2 separate regions of the Homo sapiens genome follow, and region 2 is linked to region 1. Evidence: read pairs that join two places in POLR2A ChIA-PET (ENCODE). Cell type or tissue: GM12878. All regions are shown on one strand. Links, peaks and the distances in the headings refer to the core of each region. The heading gives the core; the rest is flanking DNA.

The links. ChIA-PET counts read pairs that join two places held together with the same protein. Peaks named below come from ENCODE experiments on the same cell type or tissue, not always from the same donor. Only the 100,000 strongest peaks of a DNase experiment are listed, where the experiment ranks them.
Region 2: POLR2A ChIA-PET joins it to region 1 with 7 read pairs; 11 of 35 experiments call an interaction of 5 or more read pairs at or near these places.

What each region holds. Positions count from the first base shown.
Region 1 is chr7:30,342,270-30,347,650 of GRCh38, forward strand. All of the region lies in intron 2 of ZNRF2 (zinc and ring finger 2), which reads left to right. Among named protein-coding and RNA genes, the nearest start is that of LINC01176, 46 kb to the right of the region's middle. In GM12878, for the core only: no CTCF peak of the experiment used is centred there; no DNase peak of the experiment used is centred there; H3K4me3 peaks cover 586 bases; H3K27ac peaks cover 1,170 bases.
Region 2 is chr7:30,259,874-30,265,254 of GRCh38, forward strand. All of the region lies in intron 2 of LOC124901607 (a long non-coding RNA gene), which reads left to right. It overlaps LOC105375218 (a long non-coding RNA gene), which reads right to left. Exons shown (of 4, transcript NR_136267.1): 2 at 3,751-3,820. Among named protein-coding and RNA genes, the nearest start is that of ZNRF2, 22 kb to the right of the region's middle. In GM12878, for the core only: no CTCF peak of the experiment used is centred there; no DNase peak of the experiment used is centred there.

The DNA of each region.
Region 1 (5,381 bases), core at 312-5,311:
ATGATGCTAGCTGGTTATTTTCCCTGTTAGTTGATGCAATTTCTTCATAGTGTTGATGGTGATTACAGTTTGTTATGTTTTTGTAGTGGCTGGTACTGGTTTTTCCTTTCCATATTTAGTGCTTCCTTCAGGAGCTCTTGTAAGACAGGCGTGGTGATGACAGAATCTCTCAGCATTTGCTTGTCTGTAAAGGATATTATTTCTCCTTCATTTGTGAAGCGTAGCTTGACTGGATACGAAATTCTGGGTTGAAATTCTTTAAGAATGTTGAATATTGGCCCCCACTGTCTTCTGGCTTGTAGGGTTTCTGCAGAGAGATCCATTGTTAGTCTATCATTTTTCTGTTTTCTAATTCATTAATTTAGACTTTTGTTTATATTATTTATTGTGCTTTCCTTAGGTATGCGTTTTCTGAGTTTATTGTGTTGGGGGTATTAATTTTTCTTTCTTGTTTTTCAGCAGAAGTATACAAGCCTATGAATTTTTCTCTGAAGATGTTTTAGCTCTGTTTCAAAGGTTCCGATAAGTAGTGGTTTTTTTTAGATGAGGTACTTTGTATTTTGGGGGTGTCTTTTTTAACTCAAAAGTTATTTGAGAGTATCTTTATCCAAGTGTAGAGGACTTTTTTCCCCCTGGTTTTGCTATTTGTTTCCTAGTTTTGCCGCATTGTGATCAGAGGATGTTGTCTGTACTAGTTTTATATTTTCAAAATTTATTACTGTTTTCTTTGTGGTTTAATGTAAGGTCACTTTTGGCGAATGTTTCCTATTCATGTGTAATTTAAAAGGTCCTTTGGGAGGACAAAGCAGGAGGATCACTTGAGACCCCAGGAGTTCAAGACCCGACCAGCCTGGGCAACATAGTGAGACCGTATCTCTATTTAAAAAATAGGAAAGTCAACCAAGCGTGGTGGTGCATGCCAATAGTCGCAGCTACTGGGGAGGCTGAGGTGGGAGGATCACTTGAGCCCAGGAATTGGAGGCTGCAGTGAGCTATAATCGCACCACTACACCTCAGCCTGGATGACAGAGCAAGACTGTCTCTGAAAAAACAAAAAGACATAGATAAAATTTAATGCTACTGCACTTCATCCTAGATGACAGAGACCCTGTTTCAAAAAAAGGTCTTTAATATTCATCTTTTTTTAAATTCACTTGATCGTCATGGACTAAGGTGAATTAAGGTGTGCTACTACTCATGTTTCTGTTTTTCTCTATATTGCATATTTTTTTTCCTTTACAAATGTTGCTGCTGTTATATGGGTATAAACATAACTATTATAACTTGGGTGCAAATTGCATTTTTTAATATTATAAAAGCTCCTCTGTCTCCTTTAATGTTTATGCCTTATGTTCAACCTTGTCAATAGTAAGATTGTAATTCATTCTTTCTTTTAGTTTGTATTTGCCTGATAAGTTTTTTTTTTCATTTTCATTTCCTGAATATTTTTTGTTTCTTATATGCTTTTTGTATACACAGTACAGGGTTAGATTTTGTTTGCAATCCAATCTAATCTTTGTTTTTTGTTTGTTTGTTTTTGTTGGTTTAGCCCATTTATATTTCTTAATATGGTCAGTGCTAATTCTGTCATTATACTTTCTGGTTTCATGACTTTTTAAAAATGTTTCACTGGGTGGCCAGCTTTTTTTTTTTTTTTTTTTTTTTTAATAGACCGAGTCTTGCTCTGTCACTCAGGCTGGAGTGCAGTGGCGCGATCTCGGCTCACTGCAACCTCTGCCTCCCAGGTTCAAGCGATTCCCCTGCCTCAGCCTCCCGAATAGCTGGGATTACAGGCGCCTGCCATCATACACCCAGCTAATTTTTGTATTTTTAGTAGAGACGGGGTTTCAGCATGTTGGCGAGGCTGGTCTCGAACTCCTGACCTCAGGTGATCTGCCTGCCTTGGCCTCCCAGAGTGCTGGGATTACAGGCGTGAGCCACTGCGCCCGGCCCCAGCTCTTGTTTCTTTTTTTTTTTTTAATTAGAAATAACTGTGTTGTTTCTTTTGATTAGAAATAACTGTGGTGTTTCTAATTGTATTTCTTATAACTGTATTTCTGTGTTTAGTGATTACTTTTATAATTTTATAGAATACCTCTTATTTTTAGATACTGTTTTTTTCTATGAGCAATAATGAAATTAGTGTATTTCCTATTTTTCTCCTTCCTTCCCGTGTTCTAATTTTAGTTGTTACATTACCTAATGTTTGCTTTTATACTATTAAGTTTTTTTTGTACTTCTCTTTGCTTTGTTAGCTTTAAATAATACTTTTTGACACCTAGTTATTTATATCATCTTCCCCCCATCCATCCTCACCTCTTTTAATTTTTGCTAGGTAGATACTTTATACATTATCTAATCAATGTTCCCACTTTTGTTTTAATCTTACCATTACGTAGATTCAGCTGCCACTGCTAATCCTTTTGCTTTAGTTTTTTCAGATGTCTCTTGGCTAGCTGAAGTTCATCCTCATAGAAATCCTTTCACATGGGCTCATGGGAAATAATTACCTAGATTTCTTGCATGTTTAACACAGACTGCTTATCTATGTGTCTTTTTGTTTTTTGAATAACAGTTTAACTGGGTATGAAATCTTTGGGTTATACCTTCTCTACTTGAGGACATTTTAAGCATTCTTCTGGTCTTACAAGTATAATAATGTGTTTCTGTGGAGAAGTCTGAAACCACCTGATTTGTCCTCCTTTTAAAATTGACTTAGTCTTTTTGCCAGAATGCCCAAAGAACTCTTTTTTATGACCGGTATCAACTAGGGTTGAAATTGTGTTGATTTTTTCTGGGTCAGTTTTTAGGACTTGGTGTGCCCTTTCAATATGTAGATCTAGATCTACTTTTATTTCTGTAATGTTTTCTTGAATATTATTTTTGACTACAGATAGGCATTACTGCATTTCCTTTTCTCGTTCTCTGTAGAGAACATTTTTTTCCCTCTAATTCTTAACTCTTCATTTTCTATTTATTTTTCTCATTTCTACCCCTTGATGTTCCTGTGATTTCTTCTAGTGCTTCTTCTAGTTTTACCTTCATTTTTGTAATAGCTTTTTTTTCCCCTTCCCTTCAGGTTTCATCCTCATTTGTGATCTCATCCTTGTATGTGCTTTTGGACAGTTGCTTCCTTATTTTCTTTAGTATTCATGGTAAATATGTTGATTTATTGAGGCTAGATAGTGGATATATAGTGTTCTGTTATACCATTCAGAACCTACACATTTGTATTTTAACTAGTAAATTTGGTGGTGGTCCTTCTCTTTTTTTTTTAAATTATTTATTATTTACTTTGTTCTTCCTAGCCTTTTCTGGATCAAGTTGCTTTCCTTTCCTCCAGATTAATTTAGAACTTCTATTATGCACCTTTTTGTTCTTTTAGTGGTTACCTTACTTTAGTGTATATCATTAAACATGGTTATTTTATTCTGTCAGAATGAGGGATTGTCTCTGAGTTCTTCCCCTGATACACTTGTTCACTTCCCCCACCCTCCACTGCCTCTCTCTTCAAGTCCTAGTTATTAGGAGATAATTTAGACTTCACATTAAGTTTTTACTGGCAGAATATTGCTTTTGTTTCAAAAACCCATAGTTGCGTTACAGTTCCAGATACAGCATTATCTATTTAGATTTAATTTCGCTTATACATGTTTTCTTGCTCTCTGCTGTTGTTTACACTCTTTATTTTTCTGTTACTGAGATCTTCATTCTTACTATAATTTTTGTTTGTTAGGAGCTCTTCCATGAGTAATTTTCGTTGGACAGTCTTAATGGGTAGTATAGTTTCTGAGCTATTAGACGCCCAAAATATTTTTTCATTTGCCTTTACATATGAATGCTATCTTGGGTGTATATAGGATTTTTAATTTCAGTGTTTTTTTTTTTCTGTTAAGTCTGATTTTTTTTTTTTTTTTTTTTTTTTTTTTTTTTTTGTGCGTGTGGTGGCATTTTGCTCTTGTTGCCCAGGCTGCAATGCAGTGGCACGATCTTGGCTCACTGCAACGTCTGCCTCCTAGGTTCAAGCAATTCTCCTGCCTCAGCCTCCTGAGTAGCTAGGATTACAAGTGCCTGCCACCACGCCTGGCTAATTTTTGTATTTTTAGTAGAGACAGCATTTCACCATGTTGGCCAGGCTGTTTTCCAACTCCTCAGGTGATCCGCCTGCCTCGGTCTCCCAAAGTGCTAGGATTATAGGCATGAGCCACTGTGCCTGGCCAAAGTTATTCTACTTTTTAACTTGCAGTATTGTAGATAAGAAGTCTGGCTTTGTCTCACTATTTTTTTTTAATTTTAATAACCTAGTCTTTCCATTTGGAAGCTTACAACATAATTTCTATTTTTGAAAGCCAGAATTTTTTTGTTTTTTCACCGTACTCCCATCTCTAATTAATCCTGCATCTATTTAAGTGTTTTTTCACTCTATTCCTATCTCTAATTCATCCTGCTTGAGACTTCATGAGCCCTTTCAGTCTAAAATCAAGTCTTATTTAGCCTAGGGATTACTTTCTTCTAGTATTTCTTTGATTGTTTTTTGTTTGTTCCTTTTATTCTTCCTGTGACTTCTGTAATTTTAATATTAGAGTTTTTAGATTTGTCTTCTTACAGTTTTATTAATGATTTTTGGTTTCTTTGGAGTTACTTACATGATATTTATTCTAGACTACTAATTTGTTATTTTCAGTGACTTTTTCACTGCCTCTGAAATATTAAATTGAAAAATTACGGGTTTTTTCATTCTAGGAATTTTTACTGGTAAAGTTGTCATCATTGTTGCCTCCTTCCTTCCTGTCTTCCCTCATTTATTCTGTCCCTATAGTAGGTGCCTATTTAAATTTTTTGGTGTGATTCCCCCTCATCCATTCCTGCATATACTTACATAGTTAATGATCTTTCTCAGTTATATAATGTTACGAGTTACAGAATCTCTCATTACCTATGTCGGTCATACTGTTATCTTTTTTCTCAAATAGAAAAAAATAGAATGAAAGTTATTTCTCTTTTGTGAGCCTGTTGGTCAGTAGCCTGTCACACGAAGAATTTTTGTTTGAATTTGGAAATTGTTCCTTGGAGCAGGGAGAGTTTTCATTTTCATCCCAACTCTGGCTTCTTTCTGGTGCTTTCAGTGTCAGTGAGAGCAGCCTTCCTCCCTGCTCTGTTAGATTCACTTAGGTACTGCTGACTGCTTGGGCAGTTTAAGGATTAGAGGACATTGACCAAGTCCAGTGAAAAGAAATAAACCTTTTCCCAAATCAATGTGTTTTTCACCCTTTCCTTAGAACAATTAAAAAGAAAAAAAAATCCATGGTGGTACATGCTTGTAGTCTCATCTACTCTGGAGGCTGAGGCAGGAGAATCGCTTGAGCCCAGGAGGCAGAGGC
Region 2 (5,381 bases), core at 322-5,321, 82 kb before region 1:
GAATACAGCTAAAAATACTTAGTATGGTGTCCCTAATTGGTGAAACTAGGCCAAGGTTGGCAAAACTTTTGTAGGAGAGTCAAGTCTGAAGGATGGTTAGTGGCTCCCTGGAGTCCTGATCTGGAAGAATTTCTGCAGTCACAGACAGCCTCAGCGGTGATATCTACAATGACTGATTACTGATGTCTGCCAAGGGCCCAGGAAGAGGTGTGTTTGGCATATTTGTCAGCCATGCTCTGGTGGACATGTGGATACATTTTGAACTTTTTGGCCTTTTGCTGATCTTTATTTTCAGAAACACACACCAGCATTTCTTTTCTCCTCATGCATATTCATGGCTATCTACTTGCTGCTCAAATAAGAGATTTATAGTAGTTTAGGCAGAATCTCTCAGAGGTATCTGAGCTAATGAGCAGTAAACACCACTCAGCATATGTCTCTAGAAACTCTGGGCAGGGAAGCCTCTACAAGTTGGTCATCCCTGTGTAGTCACTTTTTCTCTTTGCAACAGATGTCCAATACTCAGGTTCTCCCATGCCTCCAAAACAGCTGTCACCCTCAAATCCCCTGGAGTGGATCACGACTGTGGCAGGATCTATGACATCCATTATGGGTTTCACACAGAAGACATGATAGAGTGATATGAACTGTGACTGTGCTGTCACCAGCACTTTTAGTTATAACTGAGCTCTCTGGAAATATCTGCACCACTTGAGGGAGTTGGTGTCCTCAGCTGTGTCCTGCTGCATGATGTGAAATGGTAGAGGCAGGCCATTTGCCTCACTCCCTTATTGCTACACTGCCTGGCTCTTTGCTATTTTTATAAAAAATCAAGTTTTCCTTAAATATCAAAGAATTTTGGCCAGGTGTGGTGGCTCATACCCATAATCCCAGCACTTTGGGAGACTGAGGTGGGTGGATCACTTGAAGTCAGGAGTTCGAGACCAGCCTGGCCAACATGGTGAAACCCCATCTCTACTAAAAATACAATAATTAGCTGGGCATGGTGGCACACGCCTGTACTCCCAGCTACTTGGGAGTCTGAGGTGAGAGAATTGCTTGAACATGGGAGGCGGAGCTTGCAGTGAGCCAAGATTGTGCCACTGCATTCCAGCCTGGGCAACAGAGCGAGACTCCATCTCAAAAAAAAAAAAAAAAAAAGAATTTTATCTTCAGGGAGCCCCTCTGTTTTAGTCTACTTGGGCTGCTATACCAAAATACCATAGACTGGCTGGATGAAACAACAGAAATGTGTTTCTTTATAGTTCTGGAGGCTGAGAAGTCTGAGATCAAGATGCTGGCTGATTCAGTTCCTGGTGAGGGCCAACATCACAGCCTCTAGACAGCCACCTTTTTGCTGTGTCCTCACTTGGTGGGGAGAGAGCAAGCTGCCATCTCAAGAACAGTGATCCCATCATGGGGGCCTCCCTCAAGATCTCATCTAAACCTAATGACCTCCCAGAGGCCCACCTCCCAATACCATCACATTGGGGGTGAAGACTTCCACCTAGAAATGTGAGGGGGATACAAACACTCAGTCTGTAACACCCTCCTTTATGGAAGGTGTGTCTTCATTAGAAAACACCAATCCTTGATAATATAACCAAACTTTTTAACACTAAAGAGTTTGGCTGGGCGCGGTGGCTCGTGCCTGTAATCCCAGCACTTTGGGAGGCCGAGGCAGGTGGATCATGAGGTCAGGAGATTGAGACCATCCTGGCTAACACAGTGAAACCACGTCTCCACTAAAAATACAAAAAATCAGCCAGGCGTGGTGGCGGGCACCTGTAGTCCCAACTACTCGGGAGGCTGAGGCAGGAGAATCACGTGAACCCAGGAGGTGGAGGTTGCAGTGAGCCAAGATCGCGCCACTGCACTCCAGCCTGGATGACAAAGCGAGACTCTGTCTCGGAAAAAAAAAAAAAAAAAAAGTTTGACCTGAACGTTTTGTGCTTTGGGTTTTAGTGGGGTTGGTGTGCTTGTGCTACCGAGTTGAGAGAATAGAGAGCTTTAATAATTATTAGCATTTAGCAAAATAATGATGTTTTCAGTTTTAAAAAGAACAGTAAGTGACTCAATTCCTATTGCTAATTGTAGAAAATGTCATGGTGGAACTGCGTGGGGAAATACAGAGGAAACTGCAGTGGGTTGGGGAGGAGGACCGTTTTGAACTGCTTTTTGTTAAGAGAACTGACAATTCTGCTTGTCGAGTTGTTAATACAATGTTGAAGTTCAGGTGCTGTATCTGATTTCAATTCCTGACTCCTCCACTTAGTAGCACTGTGACTCTGGGCAAGTTACTGCATCTCTCTAAGTCTCAGCTTTGTCATTTCTAAAATGAAAGTAATAATAGTTCCTACTCCATGGGACTCAATGAGGAGAAGGTTCAATGAGGAGCTGGGAGTGGTGTCTCTTGCCTATAATTCCAGCACTTTGGGAGGCTGAGGCAGGAGGATCGCTTGAGCCCAGGAGGTCAAGACCAGCCTAGGCAATAAAGTGAGACTGTTGCTACAAAAAAAAAAAAAAAAAAAAAAGCCAGGCCTGGTAGTGTGCACCTGTGGTCCCAGCTACTCAGGAGGCTGAGGTGGGAGGATCGCTTGAGTTCAGGAGGTCGATGCTGCAGTGAGCCGTGTTCACGTCACTGCCCTCCAGCCTGGGTGATAGAGCCAGACTCTGCCTCAGAAAAAAAAAAAAAAGAAAAGAAAGATTCAATGTGAATGTATGCAAAGTAATTCAGGATTGTGTCTGGAACATGGTAAGTGCTCATTAGATGTTAGCTATTATTATTATTAGTATTATTAGCAGCATGGTGGGAAAGATACAGCACTAGGAAGCTAGAGCCCTTTCCCCAATTACTGAGGTACGTTGACAGTAAAAATAACAACGACAACAACAATAATAGCAACACTTTTATGTACTAGGCTCTTAATATTATTACTATTATAATCATCCCTTACTTATAACTGTGGAAATTGAGTCACAGAAAGATTAAATAACTTGCCCAAAGTAACAAGGCTAATGACCAGCAAGGCCAGAGCTTGAATCCAGGCAGCCTGTTGCAGAGCTGACATGTTGAACTAACATGATGTGTTGCTTTTTTTTGTCTATACAGTTAGGGCCATGGCTAGAGGCAACGTGTAGACCCAGTAATCTGTTGGGATCCCTCCATGTCTCGGATCCTTGGGAATGTCCCTGAGTTTAGATCTACTGTTATGCTCTATATCAGACAATGAAAAACACAGTTCTAAGTCCTTAGCTTGGGAAACTCTCATAACATTTGGCTTAGTGAAGTCAAATGGTACAAAATTCAAAAGTAAAAGGCACATGGTATAAAGTCTTACTTCAGCATCCAGCCATCTAGTTCCCTTGCCCGGAGATAGCAAATGTTAGCTAATGGATCAACTTTGAGCAAATTGTTAACCCAAAACTTACCTCTTTATCATCCAAGACAAACACTGCTTCCATGCCCCACCTCCCATCTGTGCTCTGACTTCCTGGCTGGAGACAGAATTCTCAATGAAGGAGAGAAACAGAAGTAGTTTCTCTTCAGTGCCAGCCTCACCTTCCCTTCCCTTCTCTTTACGTCTCCCCTCCCCTACCACTCCTGGGTCTTTCTTTCCCAACTCAAACTATCACCACTTTACACTACACTAAAGGTATCCTCAGGAGAAGGTTGGGACATCTGCTTTAACTTCCACAACTCCTTTGCTACCGTGACTATCATTCTGGGTTTATCACCAATTAACATACCACTCACGCTGTGAAGTATAAGGGCTGGTGTGGCTGGACCACCAAAGAAGACTCATTTGCTGTAATATTCCTAAACACAGAAAGAAAAAAAAATAAGATTTTCTTTCTCTAAGTATTCTAGTACTAAACCTTATAGCTACATATGTACAGGAACAGAGAGATATCAGGACATGCTATTGATCTCATTTGCAAAACCCCAAAATAATAGCAACAACAAACTAAGCATGCACACATTGACTAGCAGTTTAAACTGTTAACAGTGAATATGTTACTTACCAACTATTTTAACTTTTAATAAGAAGCATGAATTTCATATATATACACATATATATGTATATATGATTTTCAGATCGCAGATCTTTTCTCCCCTTTTTATTGTGGTAAAATAACATACGCTTTACCATTTTAACTATTTTTAGTTAGTTGTTTGTTTTTAACAGAGGTGGAGTCTCACTATGTTGCCTAGGCTGGTCTCAACCTCCTGGACCCAAGCACTCCTCCCGCCCTGGCCTCCCAAAGTGTTGAGATTATAGGCATGAGCCACTGCACCCAGCCTCAACTATTTTTACGTCTACAATTCAGTGACATTAAGTATATTCACAATGTTGTGCAATAGTCACCACTATCCATTTTCATCATCCCAAACAGAAACTCTGTATCCATGAAATAATAACTCCCCATTCCTCCCTCCCCAAGTGCCTTACAACCTCGATTCTACTTTCTGTCTCTATGGATTTGTCTATTCTATAAGCTGCGTTATGCAATATTTGCTCTTCAGTGTCTGGTTTATTTCACCAAGCACAATGTCTTCAATGTTCACCAATGTTGTGATATATATTAAAATCACATACATCCTTTATTTATGTAAAAGAATTTTCGTTCCTTTTAAAGGCTGAATGATACCCAATTTTATGTATATACTACATTTTAAAAATCCATGCACTTGTTGGTTGGGTTGTTACCACCCTTTAGCTATTGACAATAGTGCTGCTATGAAATGGGTGTAGGAGTATCTGTTTGAATCCCTGCTTTTAATTCTTTTGGGCATATACCTAGAAGAGAAATTGCTAGATTCTATGGTTTATCTATGTTTAACTTTTTGAGGAAACACCATACTGTTTTCCATAGCAGCTGCACCATTTTACATTCCCACCAGCAATGGACCAGGGTCCTAATTTCTACCCATCATCATCAATCCTTTTTTTAAAAAAATAGTTACCCTAATGGGTGTGAATCTCATTTTTTATCCCTTACCCCCCTTTTTCTCCAAGTCCCCAAAGTCCATTTTATCATTCTTATGCCTGTGCATCATCATAGCTTGGCTCGCACTTATGAGTGAGAACATACAATGTTTGGTTTTCCATTCTTGAGTTACTTCACTCAGAATAATGTTCTCCAGGCACGGTGGCTCACACCTGTAATCCCAGCACTTTGGGAGGCTGAGGTGGGTGGATCACGAGGTCAGGAGATCGAGACCATCTTGGCCAGCATGGTGAAACCCCATCTCTACTAAAATGCAAAAAATTAGCCAGGTGTGGTGGCACGTGCCTGTAATCCCAGCTACTTGTGAGGCTGAGGCGGGGGAATCGCTTGAATCTGGGAGGCGGAGGTTGCAGTGAGCTGAGATCACA